Linked DNA regions of Homo sapiens: region 2 is linked to region 1. Evidence: chromatin loops called from intact Hi-C (ENCODE). Cell type or tissue: heart right ventricle. All regions are shown on one strand. Links, peaks and the distances in the headings refer to the core of each region. The heading gives the core; the rest is flanking DNA.

Region 1 (8,262 bases), core at 1,813-6,812:
GCCTGCAATCATACTTTTCTTTATGTTTTAAAAAGATCATAATTCTCAGGTAATTTATTGGAACATGAATGGTTTTCCAGGGTATGCCAGCCATGTGTCATCCATATGCTGCATGCTTTTATTTGATCATTCTCAATTTCCCCAGCCTATTCATCTAGATACTGTAAATGCTATGTCAGGCCCCTCATGAATTATGTTTGCCATATTCCTCAATCTATTGGTAAAATAAATCTAATAACAACAAACAAAAAGGGAGAAATTTGGGAAGTGGAGTAAATTTTTTCTTAGGGATCTTATGTTGCTTCATTGTGCTCCCAAGTTTTCTTTTCCTTGTTTAAAAACCATCCCCTTAGTAATTGAGACTGACGACTTGGCTCATTGTTGAATTTGACACCTCTTCTGAGAAAGAGCATTGGTGATCCGCAGCTCCAGGCTGACCCTCACATCCCCAAGTCCTCAGCTGGGACTCAACACGAGGGACTGCGAGTCTTTTACCCTTCTTAGATCTTGCTCAATATTTCTCATGTTCTTTCCAGTAAGAAAATTGTGCTATTTGATTATAATAGGCCCCTTCTCACTTTTTAAATCCAGTGTGAAATTGGAGAAGGAGGAGGTGGTGAATAAATTAATAAAAATATCTAACTTTGAGGTTTCTTTTTTTAAGTAACTAATACCTGTCATGATCAGACTTTTATGAAGTAGTCACTGAAAGTTTCATGGGAATGATTGTCATACTGAATCAGTCCATTCACCACAGACACACACAGCCACACATACACGCATATATACAACATTCTCATGTAAAACATTTTGAAATAGATTCACATGAAGTTGCAAAGATAGTGCAGAGGTCTCACATACCCTCACCCACTCCACCTCAGTGGTTTCATCATCTGTAACTATAGCGCAATATCAAAAGAAGAAAATGAGCATTGGTACTTTGTGTGACACACTATTTTAAGAATCTTATTATCTGTTTCTCCAGCCAAAGCCTCCTTCTCAGAAGCCATAATAGACTCACTGTCACCAAATTAAGTCAAAATTATCCCTATGTGTGAACCCAGGTTTGTGGGTTCAGTCCAATTGTTTTGGTTTATCTTTGAATTGGGTTATGGTTCCCCAAATTGAAAATTGACATCATCGAACTAATTTCATATAATATCTACTCCAGTTATCTGCATGTTGGACCTGAAATATTGTCATGAGAGATTAGGGAGAGAAATATATTAGTGAAAAAAATCAAAAGTCAATGTTTCTTTTCTTTAAAAAAAAAAAAGAAAGAAAGAAAGAAAAGCAACTAAAATGTGTCCTGATCAAAACTTTATGAGGTAACCTCTTGGAATGTGTCACAATATTTGCCCTCCTAAATCAGCCCATTCACTACAGCCACATGCACACACCCACAAAATGCATATACAGGCATAGATAATACACACTTAGATGCACGCACACAGACACCTGCGCACTTATGCACATTCAAACGAACCCACGGACACCACTTTTTTGTTACTATATTTTCGTCTATGTCCTCAGCCAATGCTCCTCCTCAGGAGTCAGAACTGACTCACTGGCTGTCAATGACTCCAACATCAAGACACAACTGTCCCCTTCTTTGGACCTGGGCTGGTGAGTTCAGCCAAATTGTTTTTTGTTCGTCTGTGAATGGGGTTATGGATCCCAAGAGAAGGAACTGAAATCATCAAACTAATTTTACATGATGTACTAAGAAGAACGCGGTACCAAATGAAAGAGCTCAGTGATTAGTTTACCAAGCCATCCAGATCTATGTAAATGACCTGTGATAAATGACTGGTCAGCCAAAGGAACAGAAATCATGTATTATTTCCGCAGTTTGAAGTGAAATGCCATTTGTATTTATCATTGTTCTGAACCAGCACAGCAGAGTGTGTGGGACAAAACTTTCTGCAAACACATAAGTGGACTTCTTATTTAAAAAATTGTATATGCATATATAATTAATGAAATACATATATATATATATATATATATATATTTAAATCAGAGTTTCCTCACTTGGATTATTAAAGGTGACTTGCAGATGGTGCTGTGCTGGCAACCATGTAATTCACTTACACAGAAATTTACTAGAGTTCTGAATGTGGAAATATTTAAACAAGGTCAAAATATTTTGCTTTTCATTTAGAATTTTCATCATAGATTCTGAGATTCAAAAAATACACTCATAGCATTATCACCATAATTTTCTGATTTTTGCATTCTTCTGCTTCATTTTAATTTTTTTTTTTAGTTTCTCTGGATAAAACATTAGTGTAATTAAATGTGTGGGTGGCAGTCTCTTCACCTAAATGTCCATGAATCTTAGGGCAGCACTGTCTAGAGAGAATTGAAGTAATCACAATATAAATGAGGCACTTGGATCCACTAATGTTTTTTATAAGCCAAGATTACCTAATGAATTCACCATGGAGGCCTCAGATAGCTACCATTGATCATTTTTTGAGCACTTGCTATGTGCAAGTATGGTGCTGACTGCTTTAGGTAACATAGTCTCTTTGATCATGACAAGTTTCCATGCAGCTGCTATTATTGTTCCTATTTTACAGGTTAAGAAACTTCAGTTCCTAGAGACTGAGTAGCTTGACCAGGATCACAGAGCAGGCTGGGTTGAAACTCAGACCCACCAGACACTGAACCACTGCGTTTAGCCATTATAGTTCACGGCTCTTCACAGAGGTTAAATGCTGCAAAGAAAGGCAGTGAGCTTGAGCTGTGATGGAAAAGAAGCACAGGCGAGCGTGAGCTAATCAAGCCTGGAGACTATTGAGGGGTATAAGCAAAGACACAGGGGGAGGGAGAGTTCACCGGAACTAATGAGGGAGGGTCTACAGGCCCTGGGAAAAGGCTGGTTCCGGGAAATTTCCACACTTGAGAAACTGGGGAATCATTATTTTTCCAGCTGAATGGCAAATGATTCCAGTTCAAACTGTCTCCATTTGGCTTCCACAGTTATTGGTTTAGCTGGGGCTGCACTCGAGAAAGATGCAAGTGTGGAATATGAAGTGAAACAGAGAAAGAACGTAAAACACCACCGATGAAGGGAACTGGGCGTGATTGAGGGAAAAGACAGTAGCTCTAAAGCCACAGTGTAAAGAAAAAAACAAGCTGATTCGGGGTTGGAACAGCAGGAATTTTCCCACCAGTGCATTCCCAGTGGCATCTATCTGTATACAAAAATGTATACCTGTGAATCAAGAGTTTCTATGGTTGAATATATGTGGGTAGGTCTGTAGTAATTTGTATAACCTATCCAGTTCCATTGGGAGGGAGGTGGGATGATTTACACTGTTTTCTGTCCTGTGGGATTATAATTCTCTAACTTTTTCTCACCTTGAGTTTTATTTTATTTAGTTTGCTCCAAACTCTAACACAGTGCTTCTCAAACTTTAGTTACTTATGAAACACTTGGGAAATATTGTTAAATCAGATTCTTATTTAGTAAGTCTGGGGTATGGTCTGAGTTTCTGCATTTCTAACAAGCTCCCCTAGAGGTTGGGGGATACCCCAGTTGGGGTACCACACTTTGAATAGTGGGGGCTCTAAGAAATAAATCATACTAGCAGAAGAGACAAAGATTATTACTTTCTCCCAATAAAGCAGCATCTGTGTCCACCTTCTCACTTCCCTTTTGTCTTCTACTATCTTTTCTGCATGTTCTAATTTGTGGCTGAGGCTAAAGAAAGGATGTACAGTAGGTACACACGAAACCCCAGGTTTGTACAGCTCCCCTCTTCTGAGTGCCTGCTTGTTCTTCTATCCGCCTCCCTCTGCCTGATCTCATCTGGATGGCTGGACTTCCTTCCTCTCCAGAGGGAATTCCACTGAAACAGCTGCTTCCTCCTCATGCGTGTCAACCAGTGTTCTTATAGAACTGTCATAATCTAGAGCTTGGAATCGAGCATGAGAAATCAGCAGGTCCAGGCTTCTGCCCTCAGTAAGTGAATGTCCAAACCCTTCAAAGGGAAAGATATGCCTATTTTCCTCACCCAAACCACCATCATTTCTTTTTGTTTGTTTGTTTGTTTTTTAACCATTCATATTTTCAAACATCAGCTGTGGGCCTGGCTCAGTTTGAGACTCAGTCATCAAGACCATATTTGGATTAATTTCGTTCCAGGTCAAACATTCCAATTTAATACATTTATCCCATGATTTCCTAATGCTATCAAATGACACATCGTTTTATTTTTTTTCTTTGTTTTTCTCTTTCAACTAATTTATTTAATGGGTCCAAAATGGGTGATTACAGCACAAAAACATGTGGTATCCTAATTGGATTTTGAAAATGTGTAAACATGGCCCTCCGGTGGCTTGCTATTACCATCTGGACCAAATATAAACTTCTGACCATTGCCTTCAAACTCTCCTTCACCCAGCACCACCCTATGGCCACTCTCATCTGTGACTTCTCCTCTCCAAGTTCCCTCTGTTCCAGCCAGACTGTGCTTCTTGTTTTTCAGAACCAGTTTCTCAATTTCCGCTTCAAGGCCTCTGCCTGAACTGGTCTACAGAGAAGGAACAAGTTCCTACCTTCCATTCTCTATGCCTTTCAGAAGGCTTCTCAGATTTCACTCCTAGAAATGTTTCCCAAACTAATCCTATCCATTTTTTTACTCCACTATGATCCCTACTTCACCTCAATGTCTGCAATTATTTGGGCAAAGCTTGTGTTTTACTCGTGTCTATCTACGTGGCTCATTGAGTCATTAACAGTAACAGTAGCAGTGGTTCCTACGTGTTGGTATCTAAGCCAGGTTCTGGGGCTCCACTGTGAACAAGCAATCAATGTACTTAATATCACAGTTTACATTCAGGTTTGGGAAGGTGGATAATGAGCAATAAATGAACAAACAAAAATTTCAGATGGTGAAAAAGTTCTGCTGGGTGGTGTGAGGTTAGAGGGCAGGGAGCAAGCTTCCTCTTGATCTGAACTCTCCATCTCTCTGAATTCACTTTACAAAATAGTACACATCCAGCGCAAACACATGTAGGCTCACTTGGTTGAGATGCACACATCAAAGTTTGCATGTGAATACAGCACATATCTCAAGGGAAGTTTCTTTGTGAGGCCAGTCATGCCTGGGGAAATATCATCGAAGAGAGTGATCACTGATTTCATTGATGAGAAGGTACTTTTCTGCAGTCTTCAGTATAGCCCAGAGTTTCTCAAACTTAACACATCTGGGGTACTTGTTAAAAGTCAGACCACATAATGAAAACATTGTACTATAGCTTTTAAGGGACAAGAATCAGGACACTGAGATGGATGAATGGGTGGGTGGATGGAAGGAAGGATGGATAGTGGATGGAAGGACGGATGGATGGTGGATGGAAGGAAGGATGGATGGTGGATGGAAGGAAGGGTGGATGGTGGATGGAAGGAAGGATGGATGGTAGATGGAAGAAAGGATGGATGGTGGATGGAAGGAAGGATGGATGGTGGATGGAAGGAAGGATGGATGGATGGTGGATGGAAGGAAGGAAGGATGGTGGATGGATACATAGATGGACCCAGTTACCCAGTGCTCTAAGTTAGCAACCAAATTCACAAGAAGATTCATGGCTTTACCTGTCCCGTGGCACTAGGCCTATGATTTGGGAACCTAAACTCAGTTCAGTCTCCTTCCTCTAATTTTTATGAAGAAACATTTTATTCATTGAGCCCTGGGTATAAAAATCATTTTGAGAATTAATAATTAACATAGATTCATAGACTGTGAAATCGAATCTTTCATTCCATTGCCCATCATTTAACATATAAGTTGCTTTTTTTTTTTTTTTTTTAGAGAGAGACATTGTCACCCAGGCAGAAGTGCAGTGGCACTGTCATGGCTCACTATAACCTTAAACTCCTGGGCTCAAGCCATTCTCTCACCTCAGCTTTCCAAAGCTCTGGGATTAAGGCATGATCCACCATACCCGGCTAAATTGCATTCTTTAGAACTGCATTTTCCCCAAAATAAGTCACTTTTAAGCCATGTCCCTTTTTTGCTCATACCACAGGACATTTAATACTACTGGAAACAGAGATACCATCATATTCTCGCAAGACCCAACAAGAAGCCACCATGCATCGGGACCAGACACCATCCCTTCGGGTGGGACCAGATACCATCCCTTCGGGTGACCACGAGGCAGCAGGAGGGACACACTGCCAACAAGCACCACTGCATCCTGCCAGGTCCTCCCCAGTCAAGAGAAGAGGGCAGGAGAGGTGTGCATGAAACAGACCCAGGGAAGGGCGCATTTGCCCTCCAGCAGCGTCATTTATAGTGACTGGGGGGACTTGCAATACAGGGAAACTGGCATCTCACTCCCCACCGAGAGGCCTCCCAAGCTTCCAGAGCTGGCAGACTCAAGATGTCTCCATGGAAGATGTGGAGCCTTGAGGTGCGATACAGGCAGAGAGGAACACGCAAGCTGTGGCCTGCTTTCAGTCTAGGAATTTCCCAAGGCATGAGTGTTGACTTGGAGGGACTGTGGTAGCAATTCCCGGGGAAAGAGAGGGTGATCCCCAACCCACCTAGTTTTCTTCTGTGCTGAGAGGACATGAAATCAGACTGTGACCTTTCATTGGCCCCACTAAAAGAAACCCGGATGTGAGAGGAGGTGCTGGAGCCAGGAGGTTCCTCCAGGCTCCACCGAGTGGAGACCTGAGATGCCCTCCCAGGGCTGATGGCAGACAAGGCTGCGTTCAGGAGCGTGGGGTGGAAGAAAGCTTAAAAACACATACAGCACTTGCATGGAAACTCCTAGAGGAAAATGGAACCAGGAAGAATCAGAACAGTGCCCAGGGGCGCCTCCCTCCCACAGGCAAGTGGCCATTTAAGAAAGGATTTCTGTGCATCCCCCAGCCCTCCTTCAGGCTCCCCAGAAAAGCTGGGTCTACGGGAGGGGGAGGATAGCATTGCTCCACAGCCAGATTTTGCCCCCCACCCTCTTTCTAAGCAGCCAGAGTCACAGCTCTAGCTTTAAATTGGATATGCAATTAAGGGTTTAAATTAAGCCACACTAAGTTTTAATTACCAAATGTGACCAGGAAGTTATGGAATACACCCAAGATTTTGTTAAGGGAAGAGAAAACTGTGGATTCTACATAGCACAATTGAACACAACGATTTAAAAAAAATACATAAGACCATTTAATTCTTTTTTTTTTTTTTTTTTTTGGATTTCAGTTGTAATTCCTTCAAGATTCCATTGTCATAGAAGCTTTTACTTAAAGCAAATTCCATGCTTTCATGGTCAAATAATCCAAGAATGTTAATTTCCCCTTTCTTTTTCTTGTTTTTTGCATATTTGTGGGATTGCATAGTGTAGTTTCACTCATTGATTATCCCACATTAAATCTTTCACCAAAAGTTCAAAGTCAAGTAAGTATTTGATCACTTGCAAGGGAATCTATCTGGCATTGGTGACTAGGTCTCCAGAGCAGAGAAATTAGATGAAGTGCCAAAGCATTGCATCCGGTTCCCTGGGTGATATTCTAAGGCGTGCACACAGCAGGAACAATACTCTTGGCCAGAGTCAGAGAGGAAGTCATGAGCTCCCGTGCTGAGTATATTCTTGGGTCTCCCCTTGTTTACATTTTGCCACTCTTGTATATCCCTAGCTTTACTCTGGATTAAGGAGGCCTCGACTTGTTGTAAAATGCTTTTGGAAAAGCCTGTTCAGTGAGGGCCATCTCACTTGATCAAACAGGATCATGCAGACCAATCAGTAGTGTAATATTAAGTAGTCAGGGTGCCACTTGAGAAAGGAGACCCATCCTTTGTTTTTGAATGATGACTCTTCTATCAAAATCTGTGTTTTATTGTCATCAAAGTTAAAATGGAAATAAAATATATTTTTAAAATAAAATAGGATTTGTTTCCACTCAATTTAAAAAAAAAACTGAATCTCTAAGCTTAAGATTTTTCCATATTAATAAAATGAAAATTTTTTCCAGAAACCTCTCTGAGGCCCTTCTTCTTTAAATTTATGTCAGCTTCATAACCAACTAACAAAGATATATGTTGTGATAGAGCCCATCACTTCAGTGGATAATCATGTAACTTACAGAAATCATTTCACAATCTTCAGATAGTTATTCTTCAATCTGCCAAGGTATTCAATCAATAAATGCCATTCTATGTAATCATTGCAATGACTGCCAAATGATGCAATCTTAAAATGCGGAAGAAAAAAAGTCAAGAAGGAGAAGGGTGAGTATCCAAGACAGAA
Region 2 (8,262 bases), core at 2,104-7,103, 700 kb before region 1:
TTATTTCTCACTCAAGCAATAATACAAAACAAACATTTAGTGTTTTAAAACTAGTATAATGTTTTAGAATTGAAATTCTAACCCAGGGGCCAGGATACCAGATAGCTATCATATACCAGAGTGAAGGGGATAGAGACCACTGCAAAGGAATCTTTAAAGTAGATATCTGAGAACAGGTTCCATTAGTTTTAAGACTCTGGAGAGATGTTGAGAATATAAAAGTTTAAGAGAGTGGAGAGCAAGGCGGGGAGGGGGATGAATTTTGGGAGACACCTTCAGAAGAAGCACCTGCCAGGTGTGTGTCAGTCCCAGCTCTCCCAACAGGACAGGGTTAATTAATCTTCTTCAACTCCAGGGAAGATAACTAACATAGGCTTCAACAGCACCTTCTGCAGCTGAGGGACCCCTGCATACTGATGCTTGACTCATGCCTGAATAAATGTAAATTGGTCTAAGGCAAGGTAAAGGATAAAAGGAGGAGGGGACTATGTTTATGAAGAAACCACATTCCCATCAAGCGTGGGCTAGAAATGCATGAGTTTCCCGTGGAGCTAATAGGGTCTACATGGGAGGGAAGGCAGGCCTGGCGCTGTTTTAGGTCCTGCCCAAGAGGATGGCCTGGGAGGAGAATGTGTCTTACAGAGAGAGTCTGTATGCAAGGGACTGCAGAGAAGCAGGGTCCAAGTGGGGACCGGGGAGCAGCCAGCCAACAGACAGCTGTGGTAGCCGTTGGGTGAAGGACCCGAAAACAAGAGAATGAGTCAGGTGTGAGCATCTGCCGAGCCTGGAGTGCATGGGTGATTTTAGTTTTCTCTCCCTAAGTTTTGTTAACGGTGGCATAAGCTTACATCCAAGGATGGAGGAACAGAGGCTTTGTCACAGGTAAGAAAAGGAAATGAGGAGCGAGAGCAGTCAGCTTGAGACACGATGAAGAATTTAACACATGCAGCAGTACAAAAGAAAAAGGCTGCAAACTCCAATATCTTTCTAACCCAGTCCATTCTAAAACTAGGGAAAAAGCTGAAACCTGAAGGGTATTCCTCCAACAGAAGGGACACGCTCCTAAGTTGGCAAGACAAGCCCTAGCTGCAGGGTCACTGGAAGGCTCCGACCCATGACCTCAGCTCTTGTCCTAGGCCTCAGAGGCCACCCAACCCTTAGACAAGACGTAGATGATGTTGAGAGAAGTAGAAAGGAGGATAGATGAGAACACACCTATGCTATTTTAGGACAAACAGTAGACCTGCTGTCTTATCCCATTCAAAAATGAGTTAACAGAAAAGAATAAACAGCAACATAGGGCTTATGCATAAATTCCTCAACTAACAAGAAGAAACGAAACAAAGCGCAAAGAAAGCTAAAGAGCACACTCAAAAAATAAAGAATCTTTAAATCAACAATTTACACATTCAAGAAAATTTTAGAAACAAACAAAAACACTTGTCAAAAATGCAATAGAAGAAAATGTTCCTGAAATGAAGAAAGATCTTTCCATTTCTGGAAAGACATAAACTATAATTTTGTTTCTGGTTTTCTTTGAATGATTAAACTGTAGGAGCCCTCTATCCCTCCCTCCCTCTTTTTCTGCCCTCCTTCTCTCCCTTTCTTTGTTTCCTCTTCACCTCCCTCCTCTTTCTCTTTCTTCCTTCCTTTCTTTTTTCCTCGATGGTGCTTGTATTTGAAAAATGAATACCTATTATTTCTAGAATTAGGAAGAAGCTTTTTCAATCAAAAACATTGTTTAAGGCCAGGCATGGTGGTTCACGCCTGTAATCCTAGCACTTTGGGAGGCCGAGGCAGGCGGATTGCCTGAGCTCAGGAGTTCAAGACCAGCCCGGGCAACATGGTGAAACCCCGTCTCTGCTAAAAATACAAAAAGTTAGCCAGGCATGGTGGCGCTTGCCTATAGTCCCAGCTACTCAGGAGGCTGAGGCACGAGAATCACTTGAACCCAGGAGATGGAGGTTGCAATGAGCCGAGATCACGCCACTTCACTCCAGCCTGGGCGACAGAGCGAGACACAGTCTTAACAAACAAACAAACAAACACACTGTTCAATAATATGCTACCATTAAATGACAAACTTTGAGTAACTGCAGGTAGAGAAAAACCTAGAATTATCTACAGTTGTTATAAAGCCCTGGCATTAGGAAATGATATTTTAATCAAGATAACTGTTGAGTTGTGGATTTGAGTCACATACGTGAAAAGACCTGGGATAGGACAGAACCAGAGTTAAAAGAAAAACATTAAAACTGGAAAAAGATATCAATGGAACGGGATCACAAGCTTAGCAACACACTACAGATCAATTGAATGAAATTAGTGCTCATATTTATACACATTCAATAGGTGATGAAAATGGCATTCCAAAGTGAAAAGTTCATAAATGGTGCTCATTCATTCAATCTTTGGAAAAATTTCTAAAAAGTCAAGCTCTTCCTTGTTCTGTATGCCAAAATATATTCCAGATACGTTGGATTAAAGAATAAAGTGCCAAAAAATATTTAGTGAAAAATATACATGAGTATCAATTTGATTTCCTGATGGAGAAGCCTCAGCAAAAAGATAGTAATTCCTAGATTAGTTCATATAAAAGTGTAAACTCTCTTTTGGCCTGAAACACTATTAATATAAACAAAATTAAAGGGCCAGGAACTAACAGGGAAACAAATTACAATAATATGTAGCAGACAGTAGGTTAGGATCTTTAATATAAAAAGTTCTCATTAATAATAAAATATACTTTACTATAGATAATATAAATGTATATACAATGAAATTTTATTTAAAATATAAAAATGACAATAGGGTTCTTACTAATAAAAGAGAAACAATGGGCAAAGAACATGAACAGTGACTCAAAAGAAAGTTGTTCAAATGGACAACAAAATGTCCATTTTAAATAATAATTTAAAAATTCAAATTAAATCAAAGCATATACCATACTTGGCCTGGGTGGGAGAGAACTTTGATAACATCCATCCCAAAACACAGGGAAAGAGTCATGCCCTTACACTATTGGTTGGAATGTAACAGGTAAAAACTTTCAGGAGGGCATTTGGTAATATATATGAAGATTTAAATATGTCCACATTTTTATTTTTTATTTATCTTATTTAATTTTAATTTTATTTATTTATTTTTGAGATGAAGTCTTACTCTGTCGCCCAGACTGGAGCGCAGTGGTGCCATCTTGGCTCACTGCAACCTCCGCCTCCTGAGTTCAAGTGATTCTTATGCCTCAGCCTCCTGAGTAGCTGGGATTACAGGCGTGCACTACCACACCCGGCTAATTTTTGTAATTTTAGTAGAGATGGGGTTTCACTATGTTGGCCAGGCTGGTCTTGAACTCCTGACCTCAAGTGATCCACCTGCTTCAGTCTCCCAAAGTGCTGGGATTACAGGCATGACCCACCGCGTCTGGCATAAATATGTCCACATTTTTAAATCCAGTGATTCCACTTCTAGGAACTTATCTCAAGGAAATAATAAGAGATGCATTTAAATACATATAAGGATGGATGCAATACTTATACTTACAAAATTTGGGAAATGACTTCAATATACAATAATTGTGGACTGGTTTAAAAATAAAGACACACCTATTTGAAAGGTTACTCCCCAGTCATTAATATTTTCAAGAAATAATTTGACTATTGAAAATGCTCAACATACAGTGATAGGTGAAAAATATCAGTATACAGGATTATATTACAGTAGGATTGCAATTTTTTTTTTTACACATACACAGAAATTTTAATAACGATTATTTCTGGAAGGGATGATTACATGTGATTTACATTTTTTGTTCTGCGTCTTCAACATTTTATACAAATAATATGCGTCTTTTTTAAGCTTAGGATGGATGTCATTTAAAAAGCAACAATTTTTGGTATTGGAAGCAGACAGATCACGGAGAAGGTGCCCAATTGCTACAGGGTTTCTTTCTACACAGGGTTTCTTACTATTCAGATGCACCAGAAGGGGGCGCCTCAGCCTCTTCCCGCTGACAGACAGCTGGATCACCTGGTAAGTCTGGAATGTTCAGGTCTGCAGGAATCACTTTCCCTCGTCGTTACGCTTCTTTTCTGGGTCTCTCAGAAATTTCCATAGAAGAAGGATATGGAAATTTGAATGCCACCATGAGAGTTTTCTCTAGTCACATGATTAACAGTCTGTGCTGGTGATGTGTCCTTTGGTCAACACTCTTCTACCTGGGCAGCTGCTGCAAATCAGGAGTGCCTCTCCATCAGGAAAAGACAGAAACAAAACAGACTCTACCCGATGACTTTGCCTTAATCGCAACAAACAGGTTCATGGAAATGGCCAAATTCACAACTATAACTTAGGAGGTTGACTCAGCCACTAACTAATTGTACCTGAATCAGACTTTGTTTCTTAAAAAGTTATGTGCTGTTCTTCATGGTACCAGTTAGGGGGCAGCAGATAGCCTGGCATCTTTTGTTGTCTAAAGGAAGCTTCCAATTAGGAGATCCTAAAGTTTCTATGTATTATTTTATTTATCATGTGACATGGTCTGACAGTTCCATCCTGCGCCAGCTGTTCATTTTGGAAGCCAAACCTCTCACCTAGTAGAGTGCTTATAATTCACTACTGAGCAAAGGTGAACCCAAATAATAAAGTATCCTATATAATTACTGCACTCTGCATCAGCCATTTCAGTTTCATCATTATCTAAATATTACGAAGCCCTAGCCTTCTCTTTTGGTCTATCATTCTGTCTCTCACACACGCCTAAGTAAACTTTATTTTGACTCCTTAAAATACCCTCAGGATGAGAATGCAAGTAATGGGATGAGTGTAGGCATCTATAAAATGGCTTCTGCAAAGACCTCAAGATGCTAGTTTAAGAGGATGAGGCATAGCCAGCCTGTGGTAAAAACATTTGCTTTCCTGATGCATGCAACATTGTGGAGATGCTACTTTTGTGTGTGGGGTGTGTGTGTTTGTGTGTGTGTGTGTGTGTGTGTGTGTAGCTACTGAACACTGAGAATTTTGTCTATTCAAAAAGAAACAACAGAAACATGATGCTGAGCTCTTGAGGATCCTTGAACCAATGTCTTCTTTTGGTTTTGATTACGTACCTATTTTAGTTTCCAGAAGCTCCTCATGGGATAAAGAGTAGTAGGTGTGGAAACCAGATCACAGAGAGGTAGGCTGACTTGTAACTTTCCAGCCAGGGACAGAGCCCCTGTGTGTAGTAGGGTCTTTTCAGTACCAGTCTACCCTGGTGGCTTGTCACAGAGCATTTGCCCATCTTTCCAAGGCTCTACAAAATAGGATGCAGGGAATTCAGGTCAGCCAATAAAGCTTTTTTAAAAAAGGAAGAGAAATAATACCAGTAAGCAACATTGACTGTGTACCAGCACATTCTATGCGGCTCACACGACTAACTCAGCTATCCCTGACAACAATCCTATCTATGAATATTATTATCCATATTTATTATACTAATTGTGGAACCAAGTCATTTGCCCAGGAGTTTGAAAGTGGTGAATCCTAAATTTGAACCCAGTCAGTCTGACTGCAGGACCCACACATTCAACCACTACCTTTTGCCTCATCTTCAAATGGTGTTTTGCATACTTCAGAGCACTGAGGTGGCTGTGCCCTTGGTCACTGGGAGGCCATACTTGGCTGCACCCATTTGGACTGTCAGGATCTTCTCCAGTCAGAGGCCACCGCCAGGGCCAGAGACAATGGAGAATTATTTAGTATCCAGTGGTTCTAGAAACTGCCTCTGTTTCAAGCCCAGGAAGAAGGCTTTCTGAGGAGGACATTCCTTCTTGGGACAAGGACCCTTAGTGAGATTTGGCCTTTATGCACCTCCATCTGAAAAGCTAAGCTTTTCTCTGGGAATTTGAATTGAAGGTTAGGGATGATTGCTCAGATGGGGAAAGTGTGAAATGGTAATCACTTTCATATGACACTCGAGAAATGTTATAATAAAGCTGAGTAAATTGGAGCATGAGTTAGCCGGTCCTTTGCCTAATGATGTCACTCACTTTGTGCTTCCTCCAGCCTATGATTAATAAAAGAGGGGTTATGACAGTAACTCACTCCTAGTGGGCAGCAGTGACGTCAGCAGCAGCTGAGCAAACTGACTACATTTAGTTGTGCGTGTGTATGTGGGCATTTTTTTTTCCTGTGACTAACATGAAGATAACAGCATCTAATAAAACAAAAGCTCCTTGAAATTTGGGAAACTTATTGGGTGAACTCTTTTCTACAGGGAGCACCATTTTAATTATTCTCAGCTCATAGTTAAGTGATGTTGGAGTTGGCCAAAATTACCTTGTTGGCTTTCTGCCCCTGTTTCATTAAGGGATCACAAATGAACCCCTGGCCTTTTGGAGAGAGGTTTTCTGGAGTGTTTTTTTCCTTCTACTATAGAGGCTCCTCCCTCATTCATTATACTCTTCCATCTTTTAAGAGGAACTCAATGAGTAGAAGAGGGATTGTAGCCATAAGTTATTTTTTGAAAGTTTAAAGCTGGTTGTAGAATTCAGTGATTCCATTTTAAACTTTGTAAGAATATTGTGCTTAATTACAGTTTGCTTTTCCAATCTAAAGTGACAGAAGTCCTACTTGCTATTTCACCTTTGCAAACTTGACCTTCCTAAAATTAGAGTGGGCCACCTGGAAATATTTACTCACCTAGCTGAGCTGCTGCCAGTGTCCACGCGAGTCCACAGGACTCGTGAACAGCAGCACTCAGCCCATGCCTTGGAGCTGCTCCCACAGAGGGCAGAACCTTTGGACTCTATTAGGACACGAGGGAGGCAGCAATTCACTGATTTAAAAAAAATACACACAGAACTGCCCCCAGGCTTTTCTGTCGGGCTTTTTCCCTCCAAGCAGCGATTTGGGAACAGGTTGTGGGGGGATCTTTGTGGACAGGCAAAAGTGGATGCAAATCAAGATTGCTGCTCTCTTATCAGTCCAATGGAATCTACGTGCTAAACCACCATGTCTTCAAGTCACCAATGGAACTTATTACCCAAGGGGATCCAGGTGAGAAAAATGATTACAACAATCTGTTCCGCATTCCTTGGGGGGTATTTTTCAATAATCTTCTGAGGCAATAGGAAGATAAATTGTTGAAGCAGATGTTTCCTGATTGGGTTAGAACTGAGTCATGATAAACAATTTTGAAATATATATTGGTCAGGAAGAATGTTGAGGGCATATTTCTTCAGGTTGAGTTAGTCTGGGTTTTTTTCAATATATGTTTTTATATAGTGGTTGTAAATGAGTATTTCTTTCAATATTGAATTTTTTTTACATGTACTACATGGTTACTTCTTGGGAAGAAGTCCAGGCATTTCTGAATCATTTGAAAGTTGATTGAGGCCTTTGGTTCCAAAATGACCATTTACCTGAGGAGACAGTGATTCACACGTTGGAAGAGATGATACGGCGTCAGAGTGTCTAAGACATTCCCCTCATGGCTCCCTTCATCTTAAAATGATCTCTGACCTACCCTTTCCTTTCTGGATGACCCATTTTACTCAGGAGCTAAGTGATGAACCAGGGAAGTAAGCACTCACTGTATGGACAACAGGATTTCAGTTCTAAGCTAGTTTTATCCAGGCAACTTCCCTCTTGTGCATTTCACCAATACTTGTTGATTACTCTTACGATTTTCCATGAGATGGAATCCTTCACAATAGTTTCCCCAGTCCTCACAGGAGAGCAACACCTGGAAGGGCATGGCCTTCCTTTAATAGACACACCACTTCCTTTTACAAAGGAAGTTTGGAGAATATAATGTTGCTTGCAACAGCCATTAGGATTTAGCAAAACACTGTTTTATCTCTTTGGATATTGATTGTATGTCATTCCCCTAAGGTATTAAACAAATAAAATCAAGCTACATCATATTTGTTTGCTCTAGGAGAAAGGCATGGTTATCCTACGTTTGTGAATTTTACTTCAGGGAATTCTCTATTGCATGGATTTATCTGATACTGAATTGCTAAAATGAACAACTCAATCCTTTATTCATTTACTCTTTTGCATGAGTCTCTTGTCTCCTAACAACTTGGGTGTGGGCCAGCCCATCTCATTTTGTTGCTGGTCACCAAGATTCTGCTTTAGGTCAGAACAAAAAGCCAGCAGGAAAATGTATTGAGACCATACGTGAAAGTTGGTTGGAACAACGAGGTTGCCCAAGAGGAACATTGTATCTGTAGTCTCCAGTAATCAGAAAACATAAGATGCAAAAGGAAGCAGAAT

What was found. Peaks named below come from ENCODE experiments on the same cell type or tissue, not always from the same donor. Only the 100,000 strongest peaks of a DNase experiment are listed, where the experiment ranks them.
Region 2: a loop joins it to region 1, with 3 times the contacts of the local background. A loop is called at or near these places in 25 of 110 quality-filtered maps.

What each region holds. Positions count from the first base shown.
Region 1 is chr7:41,006,770-41,015,031 of GRCh38, reverse strand. It overlaps a transcript of SUGCT not described here. Among named protein-coding and RNA genes, the nearest start is that of LINC01450, 31 kb to the right of the region's middle. RefSeq lists an enhancer at 7,621-8,262. In heart right ventricle, for the core only: no CTCF peak of the experiment used is centred there; DNase peaks (open chromatin) are centred at 3,844 and 4,433; H3K27ac peaks cover 2,869 bases.
Region 2 is chr7:41,707,629-41,715,890 of GRCh38, reverse strand. It overlaps INHBA-AS1 (INHBA antisense RNA 1), which reads right to left. Exons shown (of 4, transcript NR_027118.2): 2 at 5,109-5,293. Among named protein-coding and RNA genes, the nearest start is that of INHBA, 8.7 kb to the right of the region's middle. RefSeq lists an enhancer at 5,554-6,753. In heart right ventricle, for the core only: a CTCF peak has its summit at 3,979 (motif pointing right); no DNase peak of the experiment used is centred there.